Regions from separate parts of the Homo sapiens genome. Here all the other regions are linked to region 3. A link is a contact called in ENCODE Hi-C or POLR2A ChIA-PET data. All regions are on one chromosome and are shown on one strand. The core of a region is the stretch at or near the end of the contact, and the rest is flanking DNA. Distances in the headings are between cores, read along the strand shown. Region 1 holds the start of SHOX2 (SHOX homeobox 2). Region 2 holds the start of U2SURP (U2 snRNP associated SURP domain containing). Region 3 holds the start of RNF13 (ring finger protein 13).

Region 1 (4,144 bases), core at 155-2,654, 8.3 Mb after region 3:
CCCCACCTCCCCCGCCGCCCCCCCCCCCCGCCCCCAACACACCAAGAAACCGAAACGCCTCGCCCGGGAGAAGCAGCGTAGCCTGGACCTCAGCTTTCGTTGGCTTCCTTCTACCTTGAAAGAGAATGGGAAGTTTTGGCCCCTAAGATCCAAAGATTCAGGGGCTCTGCGGAGTTCGAGGGGTCTTGGCGGCCCCAAACACCTAGGCGACCGGAGGGTTAAGCTTTCCACCTCTGCCCCTTCTCCCTCCCGGCAAACTCTGCGCTAGAGGCTAGCTTTAGTCCCGCCGTCTGGTTCAGCACCCCCTCCTGCAGCCCGGCCCCGCGAACTTCCACGTCCGCCTGCGGGCCATCCGGGCTGCGGGCCCATCCTCCCGCTGGTGAAAAATGCATTTCGGTGGAATGGGAACATCTGGGAAGGGCGCGCACAAACCCCACACGCTTCCCCCCACGCCACCCCCACAACACACTAGGACCCCACCCATGACCGAGCATACCACCGGACCCCCACCCTTCCACTATCACTCTAGCTGACAAAGCTGGGGTCCAGGGCCCTCTCCGTGTCCCTCTCCCCTCCCCGCTGGGCCTCGGAGTCCTCTCCCGCCCGAGAGGAGTCCGGAAGGCGGGAAGGGGAACCGCTGCCGGGGGTCAGTCAGGTCGTTACCCTCCGTCAGTCGCGGGCTGCCCGGCTCCCTGCTTCTCTCGGCGGCGCCCATGTCCAGCTCCCGGACGGGAGAGCGCCCTCCTCCAGCTCCTCCGCCTGCTCCTCCTCCTCCTACACCTCCTCCGCCTCCTCCGCCGCCGCCTCCGCCTCCTCCGCCGCCGCCTCCGCCGGCCGCCCGGACTGCCGGGCTGCTGCGGTCGTCGCGGCCCGCCTCGGTGCAGCCGGTCGGCTCCTTGGCCCCGCGCAGCGGCCCGCTCTCCAGCACCTCCCGGTACGTGATCGCCTCCTTCTTCTCCTTCACTTTCTGGTCAAAAGACTTGGAGACGAACGCCGTAAGTTCTTCCATCGCCGCCGCACGTCAGCCCGGCGCTCAACCTCTGCCAGCAGAGCCCCGCTCTTTTTTTCCTTCTTCTTTTTTTACTGCTCCAGCCCCCCCAATAATAACACATCAATGGGACAGGAGGTGGGGGAGGAGAGGGAGGAGGAGAAAGAAGAAGAAAAAGAGGAGAAGAAAGAAGAAAGAGGAGGAGAAGTAGAAGGAGAAAAAGAAGTAAGAAGAGGAGGAGGAGGAAGAAGAGGAAGAGGGGGAGAAGGGTGAAGAGGAGAGGGAGGAGGAGGAGGAGAAGAGAAGGGGCGGGGGCTGCCGGAGGGAAATGGGAACTGATGCTTCCCTGCCGGAGCGCGCTTGTTCAATGTTAAGATCTTTGACAATTCTTCCTGCGGAGAGTTCAGATCTGATAGCGACGCTGCGCTTGAAGTCCCACTATTTATACTTCCTAACGGCGGCCTCTTGTTTTGAGTAAATTACCTCCCCTCGCAACTCGGAGTGAGCCCCCTTCCCGGGTAGCAGTCGCGCCTCTACCGGGGGTTGGGGAGGGGAAAAGGAGAGAAACAGAGAGAGAGAGAGAGAGAGAGAGAGAGAGAGAGAGAGAGAGAGAGAGAAGAGGAGAGAGAGAGATTGGAGTTCGGGCGGGCTGGGGCTGGAGTGGTAGGGCAGCACAGGGGGACCGGAGGGGGCGGGGAGAGAAGGCCGGTCCCCGGCCGCTCAGGTTTTCAGATAGCCCCTGCCGCCTGTGCTCTTGGCCATTAATCCAGGATTGACAAGAATCCCTAATTAATTTAATTAGGCGTGGATTTTGCGTTGGTGTCACGACTTAGTTAAACACTGGGGAGCTGGATAGACCCCGCGGGGTGGGGCCAAGAGGAAACTGACAAGTGCGCAGCTCTTAGAGTCAGTCAGGTATCCCGACACTGCATCCTTCCCTACAGCCTTGCTTCGAGTCAGGGTGCCTCGCAATGCTCAGCTTCGCATTGCTTTTCCTCGTCCCTGCCCTGCATCAACCGCCCAGCAGTTTACAGGCCCCGCATCCCATTCCCGCATCCTGACCCCGCATCCCAATTCTGCATCCCCGCCTCTCCCTCACAATCCCACCCCTGCCGGCCGTAGCTCCACCGCCCAGCATCATCCTGCCCAGAGACAGGGTTGCCTGCACCTTCTCCGACCCGCGCAGCTTCTCTTAGGAGCTTCCCGGCTCGCAGGCAGGCTGAGTCCGGGTCTTCTCCAAGCTCCTCGCCCCTCGGTCCGTGTTATTCGCTCTATTATTCGTGTCCTGGAGCCCAGCTGACTCCTCTATGGACAGACCCCGCTAAAAGGGACCAGTCGATTTAACAAGTTTCCCCAGCAGCTGTTAGCTGACAGATCTCATTTTAAAGTGTTTCCTTAGCGCCCGGTCAAGGACAGCTCGACTTCGTTCGTTTCCTCTCTGAGGTCTCAGAACTCCCACCCTTCTCCCTTACTCTCTGCACTCGGACCCCTCTATGGTGAATTACAGGACTTCTTCTTTAGCATCTTGGGAAACATCCGAGTTTATTTACTAATTTGAAAAACAAGAGATTATCCCTCTTCGAGTCTGAAAAAAAAATCGACGTTAAGTTTGTACCCCCTCTAATTTCATTTATTACGGAGAGCTAAAAAAGAGACGCTCGCCAGGAGTAAAGGTCTCTCTGCCTACCCCCCCCACCACCCCGCTTACGATTTAAAATTCTATTTCTGGGCTATTTTCATCGGAACGGTTTGTTACGTTAGAGGAACATCTATATTCCTGAGTCATTTGTCTGTATTGTGCCGGACAGGGCTTGCTGTGAGAAGTGTGGCTATGCAAATACATACTCACAAAAGAATATTTACATATGATGTTATATTTAAGTGTGTAAACAAATATACCTCTAAGTGTGGCTTAGGGGACATTTTCAAGTACTCTGAATATTAATGCAGACTTTCTGGAAGTTAAAGGTAACTTGATCATTATTTTGGATCTAATACTCTTAGTAAAAATAAGAGGAATTACAGAACATTAATATGTATATCTTCCGTATATTGGTTAAGGCATCAAAACAAATTAGCAGATAATTTAAGAAGTTCCGTCAAAACAACCTGAAACACTTGCAAAAAGAGAACACAATTATAACTTAATATATTAGTGTTTCTCAAATAGATGTAGATAGAAGCTGGATATAACCTTATGTTATACTACAATACTCACATTAAAATGTTCATGTTTGGTGAGTTTAAGGATTATGTATATCATGCTTTTTAGAAACGTTGTTTTCCCTTTTTAAAACATTTCATTTTTTGCCACTTTTAGGAGAGCTAATGTCTATAATTTTTCCGCAGCTATAGCTTTTAGGTATGAATACATTGTTATCAGTACTTGCTTTTGTTTTGTTACACCACAAAAGGGACAAAGTTTCAAAGTTATACGAATTTAGAAACAATTTCACATTGAGTCTTGGGTTACTCTTTGTAACTACTTTCTGATATTATCAGAGGAAAATAATCATACAACTTTAGTCCTTTATGAAAATCTGTTTTTAAGATTATTTAGCAGAAGGGCCAGTAATAGGGAGAGCTAAGAGGATACGGTGCTCAAGGTGCTCTCAAACTGAGGTGTTAAATACATATTCACAAATAACTCAAAAATAACCACTGTTAGAAGTCGGTTAAGGAATCAGGAGACCCACCAGCTACTTGTTTGCCTTTTTAAGTACATGACTTTTAGGTTTGAAGTCATATTTCATCTACTGAGCTTGAGGGAAAGATGACCACTTTGAAGGTAATCAGGGAAGTCACAGACACAACTATTGTGTAATTCAAACCAATAAATTTTCCCATGATCTCAGCTTTTTGGCTCATTGCATATTTAGGAATAGTAGTGTTGATAACAGATGGAGCCATGAGAAATCTTTAGTGTCTGACCACAGATTTCCACTGGCCTAAGGGAAGTTACTTTAAAAAATATTTCAAGGTTTTAAATTCATACATTAATAAATGCTCACAAAGTTCCAATGATGTTGTTTCATTAAACAGCAAATATCTTCCAGAAACAGGGCATTTCAAAATACAGTTTTTGTTTAAAAAAAAAAAAAAGCATTTATGGTAAAGCTCAGCTGACAGTCTGTGGACAGATGCACAGGTTCCAAT
Region 2 (4,671 bases), core at 1,079-3,578, 6.8 Mb before region 3:
TCAGCCTGTGGCATTGTCAGAACACCACAAGGCATACCCAGTCCCACTTCTCCTCTTCATCTCAGCTGATGATTTCACTTTCTAATCCTATAAACAGTTAAGATCTAGGCTGGGCGCGGTGGCTCACGCCTGTAATCCCAGCACTTTGGGAGGCCGAGGTGGGTGGATCACGAGGTCAGGAGATGGAGACCATCCTGATTAACATGGTGAAACCCCGTCTCTACTGAAAATACAAAAAATTACCCGAGCGTGGTGGCGGGCGCCTATAGTCCCAGCTACTCGGGAGGCTGTGGCAGGAGAATGGCATGAACCCAGGAGGCGGAGCTTGCAGTGAGCCGAGATCACGCCACTGCACTCCAGCCTAGGCGACAGAGCGAGACGTCTCAAAACAAACAAAACAAAACAAAACCCTGTTAAGATCTAGTGTGCTGAGCTCTTCAAAGTGGTAAAGTATAGGTTCCTTGGAAACAGAAGGGTCTCTGATTTAGGATTGGTGGGGAGGGAGGACTGTAAGCCTTCCTGGAGGAAGGGACATCTTCACCCAGAGTAGAATTGGATTAGACTTCAATGAGAGGGCAGGGCAAGGTTGAGGGAAGAGGCCCAGAACTGAAAAAGTATGACAGAATCCAGCAGTAGAAGTAAATTGAATTGGGTTGGAGGGTGCAAGTCATTCTAATTTCATGTGTAGCACTTGTCACTTTCAGATCATTTCTTGTTTACTGTCTGTTCTTCTACCCTCATACCCTCACAGAGAATAGGAGGCCTGGCCTGCTGATTCCTTAGTGGCTGGCATATATGTCTGTTAATCTTTCTTGAGAGCCAGCCTTGTGTCAGATCCTGTTCTAAGTGCTTCCCTCGCTCCCCACCCCCGCCATTCAACAAAATTCTACTTCTTCAGAGCTGGTTCAAATGCTTTCTTCTCTATGACCACCCCCCCCCCTGCCCCGCCCCGTCTCTTTTCCTCACTCCTACTCTCAGAATTAATTACTTCTTTCAGAGGTCCCTCAGCTATTGATCCTTCCTTGCAGCATCAATTTAATTATGCATAGTGTCAGTTTGCGGTTTCCTTGTCTCCTCCATTTCTCATTAAGTTTTAAATCATATGAAGACAGTGCATGTTTGTCTGTCTCTGTAAGCCCTACAACACTTTGGGCAGGCTTTTACACACAAAACGGGGCTCAAAAATATTTTGAATAAATGATTTAGGGAGAGGTCCACAAACGCCCTCCACTCCCACCCTAGTCCTCAGAGCAATACTTTAAAATAAAAATCTGACCATTTCAACCTTGTTAAAGGCCGATCTTCATTCTGAGAACAGAATTCTAACTCCTAAGCACGATGGTGACCTCAGGGCGCTGTGTGAACCTGCACCCGCACCCCTGTCCAACCACGTCCCTCCCCACACCTGGTCTAATAAAACGACTGCTTTAGGTGACCTGCACGATCGGCTGTACTGATTCATGCCACAGGCTTTTACCTCAATTACTCCCTCTGTCTGGAATGTCCTTTCTTTCCTTGCCTGGCCTGATTCGGGCATGGCCTTCTCAAGCAAGCTTTCCGTCTTTGAATCTAGGCCCTGATTAAGAACTTTTTAAAAAAGTACTAAGTTCAGAAAAGTTTAATATGGTGTTCCCCCATTTATGTGATTAAAAATGAAAACAATACTAAAGTGTAAAATGTAATCTTTAAAATGTCACACAACTTTACATGCATGCTAGATTTAGAATACCATCTGTATTTACGATTTTCTCTTATTGACTGTCTCCACGCGCACCCACTCTGCAGACGCCCTAAAGAGTGTCTATCGGATCACCCTCAAGTTGGGTCAAACGGCTCCTCTTCTCGGCTTTTCGGGAGCAACCCTATCTCAACATTCACCATCTTAAGATGAGCAGACTGCAAGTTTGCCTCTCCCACCAGTATGGGAGCTGCCGAAGCGGCAAGAACAGCGTTTCCGTCCATCGAGCGCCAGGTCACCAGTCAGCTCCAGTCCTATTTTGAGTTGAAGTAAAAGCTCCTCCCTAGATGGCCAGTGCACGTCTTTAAAAAGCGACTCCTTTCCCACAAAGGAAATACGACTGGTTCGCATCTATCAAGGGTTGGCGTTGGGATAAGAGGGTGAAGTATCAGCTGGCCCTGATTCTCTGAATTCCCGGACCCAATAACGCGACCAAGCACCGTGACTCCCAGGAAAACTAGCGGAGTGAGCGCGGCTGAGGAAATTACTGACACCGGAAGTCACGTGAGCGGCTGCCCCTAAGGTCGCTATCTCGACAGTCGACTATTCAGCCTTGCAGGCGCCTCTGGCGGGCTTCACTGAGATCCGCTCTTTCGGTGCTCGACTCGCCCGTGCTGCTGCCGCCGCCGAAGGAGGGGCAAAGCTCAAGATGGCGGACAAAACGCCAGGCGGATCTCAGAAGGCCAGTTCAAAGGTAATTTCTGACAAAATTTCGTAAGTCAGCGGATCTACCACTGTCGTTTGGGGCCCACAGACGCTTCTGGCCTGTGAGAGGCGATTGGGATTGGGGTCTGCATTCTAGTCGCGACGGTAGGCCCGGGCGCCGCCGCACCGTTGTGCGCAGGTTGAGAGGCCTGGTATCTCCCCATAGTCCCAGCCGGGATTCAGCTCGAGACTGGCGTGCCCAGTGGGTGGAGGCGTGAGTGCTTCGGCCCGCGCTTGGCATTGGAGTGAAATCAGGAATTCAGATTGAGGTCTGAAGCAGTGAAAACGCTCTCCTGTATCTCAGCTTCCTGCGCCCTGAGGCCGCCAGACAGCGCCTGGGAGAGAGGCGGGAATCGCTTCCCGGTGCTTAAATGTCTGCTGCTTTTTTCTCGGTTTTGGATCTCACTCACTTCCGGCCTCCCTCAGTTTCCCTCCAAGGAATGAATAACCTCTAGGGTCGCCAGCTGTGAGGGGAGGACCACTAGGGCAAAGACACGGAGTGGGAAATGCAGAGGCGGGAGCAGCTCTCCTTTGCAGTGCTGCATAGCCAAGGTTAATGTACAGTCTACACGTGGTCTTTACCTTAACGGGAAGTAAAAAGCACTTTTGAGGGTAGAGGACTCGTGGTCTCTTTCTTTATGTTGAAGAAACAGTGAAAAGAGAAGCTCCGTAGACTTGTAAGCTACATACGATTAGTAAATTGCATTTGTGTTTACAGGGAACCCTGGGCACGTATTGTGAAACCAGTGAGCTGTGGTAGTAGTTAAGCATTAGTACGGTTGGGTTCTTAGTTGCCATCTTGGGCGGGACATTTAATCGTTTTTTGGTTTGGGTTTCTGGTCTCGAATATATTAAAAGTAATTGGTACTGCCACGAGGTAGTTAAACTTTCCGATGCTGATGCAAGAAGCTGTGTAACACTTTCAGGTGCTAGGGACTGTTAAATCTTAAAGAGTGTGTGACTGTAAATCGGCTATTAGAAAGTTAAATTTACGGTAGGAGAGAAGCTTGCGTTTACAGTTCTGAGAAACATCATAACTCGTTTTCTACTTGCTTTCTCTAATCCGACTGTTTATGCCATTTGGTGAACGATGTACACCAAAATAATTAATTCATAATTAGTAATGGTCTTAACAGACATCGTTTAGTTACATAGAAACTTTGGTGAGGGGCCAGTTTCGGCTTCTTTACAAGGTATTGTGTCAGTTTTTTTTCCCCCTCCTCAGTACATTTTCTCGTCTCCCTCTCTTTGGGGGCGAGCTCTACCAACTCTTCTCAACAGACTCCTGACAAGAACATACCGTTAGGGAGCTATTACTAAAGCTAGCTACGTTCATAACAAGTCGTGCATAAGCCTCACAATTTTTGTTTCTTCTCAAAGTAATATTTTAAGTATTCCCTACTTGAGGTCTTGGATACATTGAAAACATTTCAATGTCTGTGTTCAGGCTTCCTTCTAAAATAGTGCTTCTCATGACTGAATGTATGGCTGTTCTCAATAAATAAATTATTGGATTATCCAGTAATCTTTTCTGTTTATATTGCCTTAGATTATAATCTCTTGATGCTATTAGCAGATTTCTTACTGATGTCTGTGAAAGGAATCAGAATATCTTAACTAATTTGGAGGCTGCATAATGTAGTGGGAAGATTATGAATTTTGTTAACAAGAGATTTGGGTTCAAATCCTGACTTGGTAATTAATTATATTTGCGATAATAAGGCAGATTGCTTAAACTCTGGAGCCTCAATTCCCTCATTTGTAATGTAGATATAATTCTTTTTTTACATGGTTGATATAAGGATCAAATGAGATAATGTCTATGAAGTACATAATAAATCTTAATTTCTTTCCCCTCTTTTTGTTTTTAGAGGAAATCAAAAGTTCTTAGCTTTCAAAATGTCAGGATAAATTTTAATCCTGTGATTTGGAATCTAAGTCATCAGCTGTCATAATGACTGCCCAGATAGCTGCTTTTTATTTATTTTATTTCTTTTTTTTTTTTTTTTTTTTTTTTGTGAAAGAGTTTCGCTCTGTCGCCCAGGCTGGAGTGCTGGAGTGCAGTGGCACAATCTCGGCTCATTGCAACCTCCGCCTCCCGGGTTCAAGTGATTCTCCTGCCTCAGCCTCCCTAGTAGCTGGGACTACAGGCGCCCGCCAGTACGCCCGGCTAATTTTTTGTATTTTAGTAGAGACGGGGTTTCACCATGTTGGCCAGGATGGTCTCG
Region 3 (4,763 bases), core at 1,863-4,362:
AACCCTCTGACTGATATGTATCGCCTTAGGTTCTGAACTTTTCACTTTTTATCTTACTTAATGAACCCATTCATTAATTTGGAACTTGGCAAAGAAATTAGAATCTTTTAGAATCTTTGGCTAAAAGTTCCCTGATGCTATTTGTAGAAATTCTGTTTGGTACTTTTCAAAATTGCTTATTTCATACACATATAAATTCTTTATGGATCTTATTCTTTCTTTTAATAGTAATAATTTTATTTTGTTTTCAAAATGAAAATACCTTTTTTCTGATTCTAAAATTACTTTTTTTCTGTTTCTAAATATGATAATATATAGAATTGTTTAAGGTTTCTGATTAATCTCTGTGCTTAAGGAGACAGCCTGCATTCTTTCTGGTATTTAGGGAGAACTATTTCTAAGCCATTTCAGACAATTACATAATTGGGTATCTGTCTTTTTTTGTTGTTGTTGCCTTACAATATTTTGGAAGCAGGAGATTCTACAATTACTTTTACGTGCTATCTGTTTGTACTTTTTAGGAAGGTTTAAAAAAAAAACCTGTTAGATACAACACCCTAAAAGCACATTTTGATTTTTAAAAAGATAATTAGTGGTATATTAGTATCACGTGCCTTATTAACCCTTCATGTTCTTGAAAATTGTAATTATGATATCTGTCAATCTTACTGTCTAATCTGCTTTAGAAAGATTAATACATTTTTCCAATATATTTTTTTCCAATTTACCTTTTTCAGCACAGGTTGGGAGAGTAAATGTTTTTGCAGAGTGTAGCCTAAATGCAGTACAAATGACACATTACCTTGTTCATAGTTGAGAGAACTATACCTATTGTTATCTGAAGAGCAGGTTGAAACCAGAAGTAAAATATTCTGTACTCAAGGTGCCTTTAAGGAATAAGCAAAGCTCTTTGTCTGAGCGTGGTGACTCATGCCTGTAATCCTAGCACTTTGGGAGACCGAGGCAAGAAGATCCTTTGAGGCCAGGAGTTTGAGACCTGCCTGGGCAACATAGCCAGACTGTAAGGCTAAAAAAAATAAAAAAATTAGCCAGGCCTGGTGGCACATGCCTGTAATCCTAGCTACTCCAGAGGTTGAGGTGGGAGGATTACTTGAGCCCAGGAGTTCTGGACTGCAGTGAGACATGATCTCACCACTGCACTCCAGCCTGGGCAACAGAGTGAGACCTTGTCTCTAAAATAAATAAAAATAAAACAACAAAACCCAAAGCTCCTCTCTGTGGACTTAATTTTTTTTTTTTTTTTTGGAGATGGAATCTTGCTCTGTTGCCTATGCCCGAGTGCAGTGGTGGGATCTCAGCTCACTGTAACCTCTGCCTCCCATGTTCAAGCGATTCTCCTGCCTCAGCTTCCCAAGTAGCTGGGATTACAGGTGTGCACCACAATGCCCGGCTAATTTTGTATTTTTAGTAGAGACGAGGTTTCACCATGTTGGCCAGTGTGGTCTTGAACTCCTGACCTCAAGTGATCCGCCTGACTTGGCCTCCCAAAGTGCTGGGATTACAGGCATGAGCCACCGCACCCGGCCTAAAAAAATTTATTTTGATGTTATGCAAGAAATCTGATTTAATATACCAATTTGGGATAATTTAATGAAAAAAATGCTTATAGAGATATTATAAATGTGTTTATACTAATTAGTCTTCTTAGTAATATTCCCAATGCTGACTTTTATTTATGACTTTCTTAAAGGCAGAATTGTGATTTAAGTATTGAATGTCTTTGCAACCAATGAAAAGTTAAGACTACATAGAATACTCATAGGATACACAGAAGAGGAAAGTACCTTTGATAGCTTTTATTTAATTTTTTAAAATTTGATCTTAAATTTCTTGTATTTGAATTTTATTTGAGTAGGTAATATTTGCAAGGTTCAAAATTCAAAAGGCACAAAAGGATACACAATAAGGAAAGAGTCTTTTCCCCATTGCTGTGTCCCACCTACTCAGGGCTCTCCAAGCAATCAAAGTGACAAGTTACATCCAATGGTATTCTACTAATACTCTGTGTGATAGCCTCCTCGCCACCATTTTTAAAAGATGATGTTGAAGGAGTTGAAGCCTGTAAAGGCCTTATTAAGGGTGCCTTATTATTTGAAGCAGAAGTAGTGCCTGATTCTATGTCTCCTGACATTTCTTTCAGGACTCTGTAATATTTGCCTAAGTCACACTGCTTTTGTAAGGTGGCGAGTTGGCAATGATTAATCAATGTGGATGGTACAATCCGGTAATTTAAGTTTCGACTGGTTTAAGATTGAGACAACCAGAAAGGAAGGCTTATCAGAAGGGCGGCAGGGGAGGAGATTTTTGGTTCATCAAAAGGAGGCAAGGGTTTTAAAAGGCTGACCTAGGGCCTGAATCACATGGTTTGACTTTTGCTAAGCCCCGGGGATGGCGCGTGTCAGGCCCAGAGTGCTGATGCCAGCGTGGATCCGAGCCAGGCCTCAGGGGACTGGCGTTCAGACCTCGGGCCGCTCGCATCTCTAACAATTTGAGCCCTACTTTAAGGTGTGGCCACGGTCCCCACCCACTCTGATCTCAGACTGGGCACGGTACGGAAGGCGGGCGGATGAGGCCTCGCCCTCGCCTCTTTAGTAGGTCGGGTGAGTGTAGTGTGCAGGGAAGAGACGCGTCAGCGCCAGGGCCAGGCCCGCCCGGGGGCAGCCCGGCAGCCGAATCTTGGGCTACTCTGTCCCAACAGCCGGAGCAGATCAGACCGACCGGCCCTGCCCGCTCGGTCCCGCGCCCTCCAGACCCTACGGTCTCCGTTTCTAGGGGCACATGGTTAGCGGCAGGCGCCCACAGCCAATCCACTTTGCCAGCCTGCCCCTTCCTCTGCCAAGAGCAGCTTCTTCAGCCGCGCTCCAGTTCCGCAGACGCCTGCCCCACCCTGCTCTTCCCTTCCAGGGAAGACGGATCACGCGGCCAAGAACGAGACTCGCAAACTGGGCATTTCTCCGAGCCGGGCTAGAGCAAGTAGCGAGACTCCGCGTGAGAGTGGGAAAGAGCCTTAACAGGCAACCATGTTGCCCAGTGGGTTTTCTGTGCCTTTGGGTGCGGACCAATGAGGCGCGTGGGGCGGGACTTCCGCTTCGCCTAGGTGTTGTCGTCCCTGCTAGTACTCCGGGCTGTGGGGGTCGGTGCGGATATTCAGTCATGAAATCAGGGTAGGGACTTCTCCCGCAGCGACGCGGCTGGCAAGACTGTTTGTGTTGCGGGGGCCGGACTTCAAGGTAAGACCCTGTCCGGCTTCGCGGCAGCCGGGCAGCTCGTTATCGAGCGGCCCAGAGAACATACCCCGCTTGTTGGCCCTCGAGCTCGGAGTCGGCCCTGCTGCTGAGGTCTTTGCTGCTCCTCTAGAGCTGGGTGAGAAGTCAATTAGGCTTTTTGCAAAAGGAATAAAATAGCCTTGCCCTCGGGGGACCGAGTCTCCCCTGCACTCTCATTCCGCGAGTTTGTGTGTGTCCAAAGTTGAGTTACCGGTTTTGCTTCTCTCATTCCCTTCTTGAGGCTGCAAGAGCCTGCCTGGAAAACATGTTTGGAAGGCTTTTCTTGGTCAAGTACCTGCCGCAACGTCCTCGGGCACATCGCTTGACTTTAGTTGAGGGGGCTGTTTTGTCTCTGAATAGAAGGAGGGCAGTCACTTCCTCTCTTTTACCCCCACCCCCTTTTTCTTTCCCTGGAAGCTCAGATTGCAGGTTTGGGACTTAACCCCTGCTAGGGCCAGATACTACGGTCAGTCAGCAGCTCTGCCTGTATGCTTGACTTGACTTGACTTGCACTTATTAAATAACTTTGTCCCAGAGAGAAAGAGAGAGTGGGCAGACATCGAAGCCAAACAGCAGTATCCCGGAAGCACTCATGCAACTTTGGTGGCGGCCACTCAGTTTTCTCTGCCAGTGTCTGGTAAATTCCTCTATTTTGTCCTAATCTGACAATAGTAAATAGTAAATTTCCAAAACTGTCGTTTCATCATCAGTTTCAGCACCGTGGGCAGCTGCTCGGGTCCTCTCTTGTTGCCCCAAACCTGCCCGGCTATTACTGTTCGTCAGTGATGCAGCAGAAACAGTGAAAACTGATGCATTCCTTTCAACAATGATGTGTTTGTTCTCCAAGGAGAACATCTGCAGTTTTTGATACAATATAAATAAGTAAGGTGGCTGTGCCTCCAAAGAGTTCTTCTGGAGAAACAGATCAATTCAAGATTTAAGGTAGGGCTTTCAAGAGTTTATGCTATTTAAGCACAGTTTTTTAATGGGTGGACATTAGCTCCATCTCGAAGTAACAAAACTGGACAGTGATAGCAATTAAAAAGAACTTTAAACAGGAGGTAAGAAGTGTAGTGCAGTGCTGTAGTGCAGGAAGTGTAGTGCAGTGCTGTAGTGCAGGGCCCATAAGGATTCATTAATAGATTTTAGAATCAATTTAGTACATTGACATAAGCTTTATAAAGAAAGAAAAAATACCAGAGGACATTGTATGGAATAAAAGTAAATATTATGGCAAGAAGCTTTTGTTTCAGTTTTTAACAGTATGTGTGTGTCAAGAGGAAGATGGAAATGTAAAGTGTATTATGGATTATGGCAAAAACAAATGTTTCAAAATACTAAATTCCAAATTTGGGAGTCAAGCTGGGTTCAGCTCTGCCATTTACTAATTCTGTGACATTTTCCGTAAATAAGAAATGAGTTGTTATGAGGATTAAATGAAACAAAATTTGTCTATTACATAATTTTTTTTTGTTT

Evidence for each region. A loop is a pair of places that touch in the nucleus more often than their neighbours do. ChIA-PET counts read pairs that join two places held with the same protein, here RNA polymerase II (POLR2A). Pooled maps may share reads with other maps.
Region 1: a loop to region 3 is called in a map of CD8-positive, alpha-beta T cell, with 14 times the contacts of the local background. The contact joins the promoter of SHOX2 here to the promoter of RNF13 in region 3. A Hi-C loop is called at or near these places in 1 of 168 maps with a recorded cell type or tissue (CD8-positive, alpha-beta T cell) and 3 of 50 pooled maps. POLR2A ChIA-PET finds 5 or more read pairs at or near these places in 1 of 52 experiments (activated CD4-positive, alpha-beta T cell).
Region 2: a loop to region 3 is called in a map of CD8-positive, alpha-beta T cell, with 11 times the contacts of the local background. The contact joins the promoter of U2SURP here to the promoter of RNF13 in region 3. A Hi-C loop is called at or near these places in 1 of 168 maps with a recorded cell type or tissue (CD8-positive, alpha-beta T cell), 1 of 37 single-sample maps with no recorded cell type and 5 of 50 pooled maps.

What each region holds. Positions count from the first base shown.
Region 1 is chr3:158,105,016-158,109,159 of GRCh38, forward strand. SHOX2 (SHOX homeobox 2) reads right to left here and starts at 1,405. Exons shown (of 5, transcript NM_001163678.2): 1 at 664-1,405. The coding sequence starts at 1,009. RefSeq lists a silencer at 795-844 and an enhancer at 1,593-2,096.
Region 2 is chr3:142,999,242-143,003,912 of GRCh38, forward strand. U2SURP (U2 snRNP associated SURP domain containing) reads left to right here and starts at 2,329. Exons shown (of 28, transcript NM_001080415.2): 1 at 2,329-2,432. The coding sequence starts at 2,388. It overlaps PAQR9-AS1 (PAQR9 antisense RNA 1), which reads left to right. Exons shown (of 5, transcript NR_125393.1): 5 at 1,786-1,849. LOC100289361 (a long non-coding RNA gene) reads right to left here and starts at 2,226. Exons shown (of 1, transcript NR_034032.1): 1 at 1,604-2,226. RefSeq lists enhancers at 1-767, 1,767-2,766, 2,041-2,690.
Region 3 is chr3:149,810,103-149,814,865 of GRCh38, forward strand. RNF13 (ring finger protein 13) reads left to right here and starts at 3,113. Exons shown (of 10, transcript NM_183381.3): 1 at 3,113-3,251. RefSeq lists enhancers at 2,470-2,981, 2,847-2,956 and a silencer at 2,487-2,636.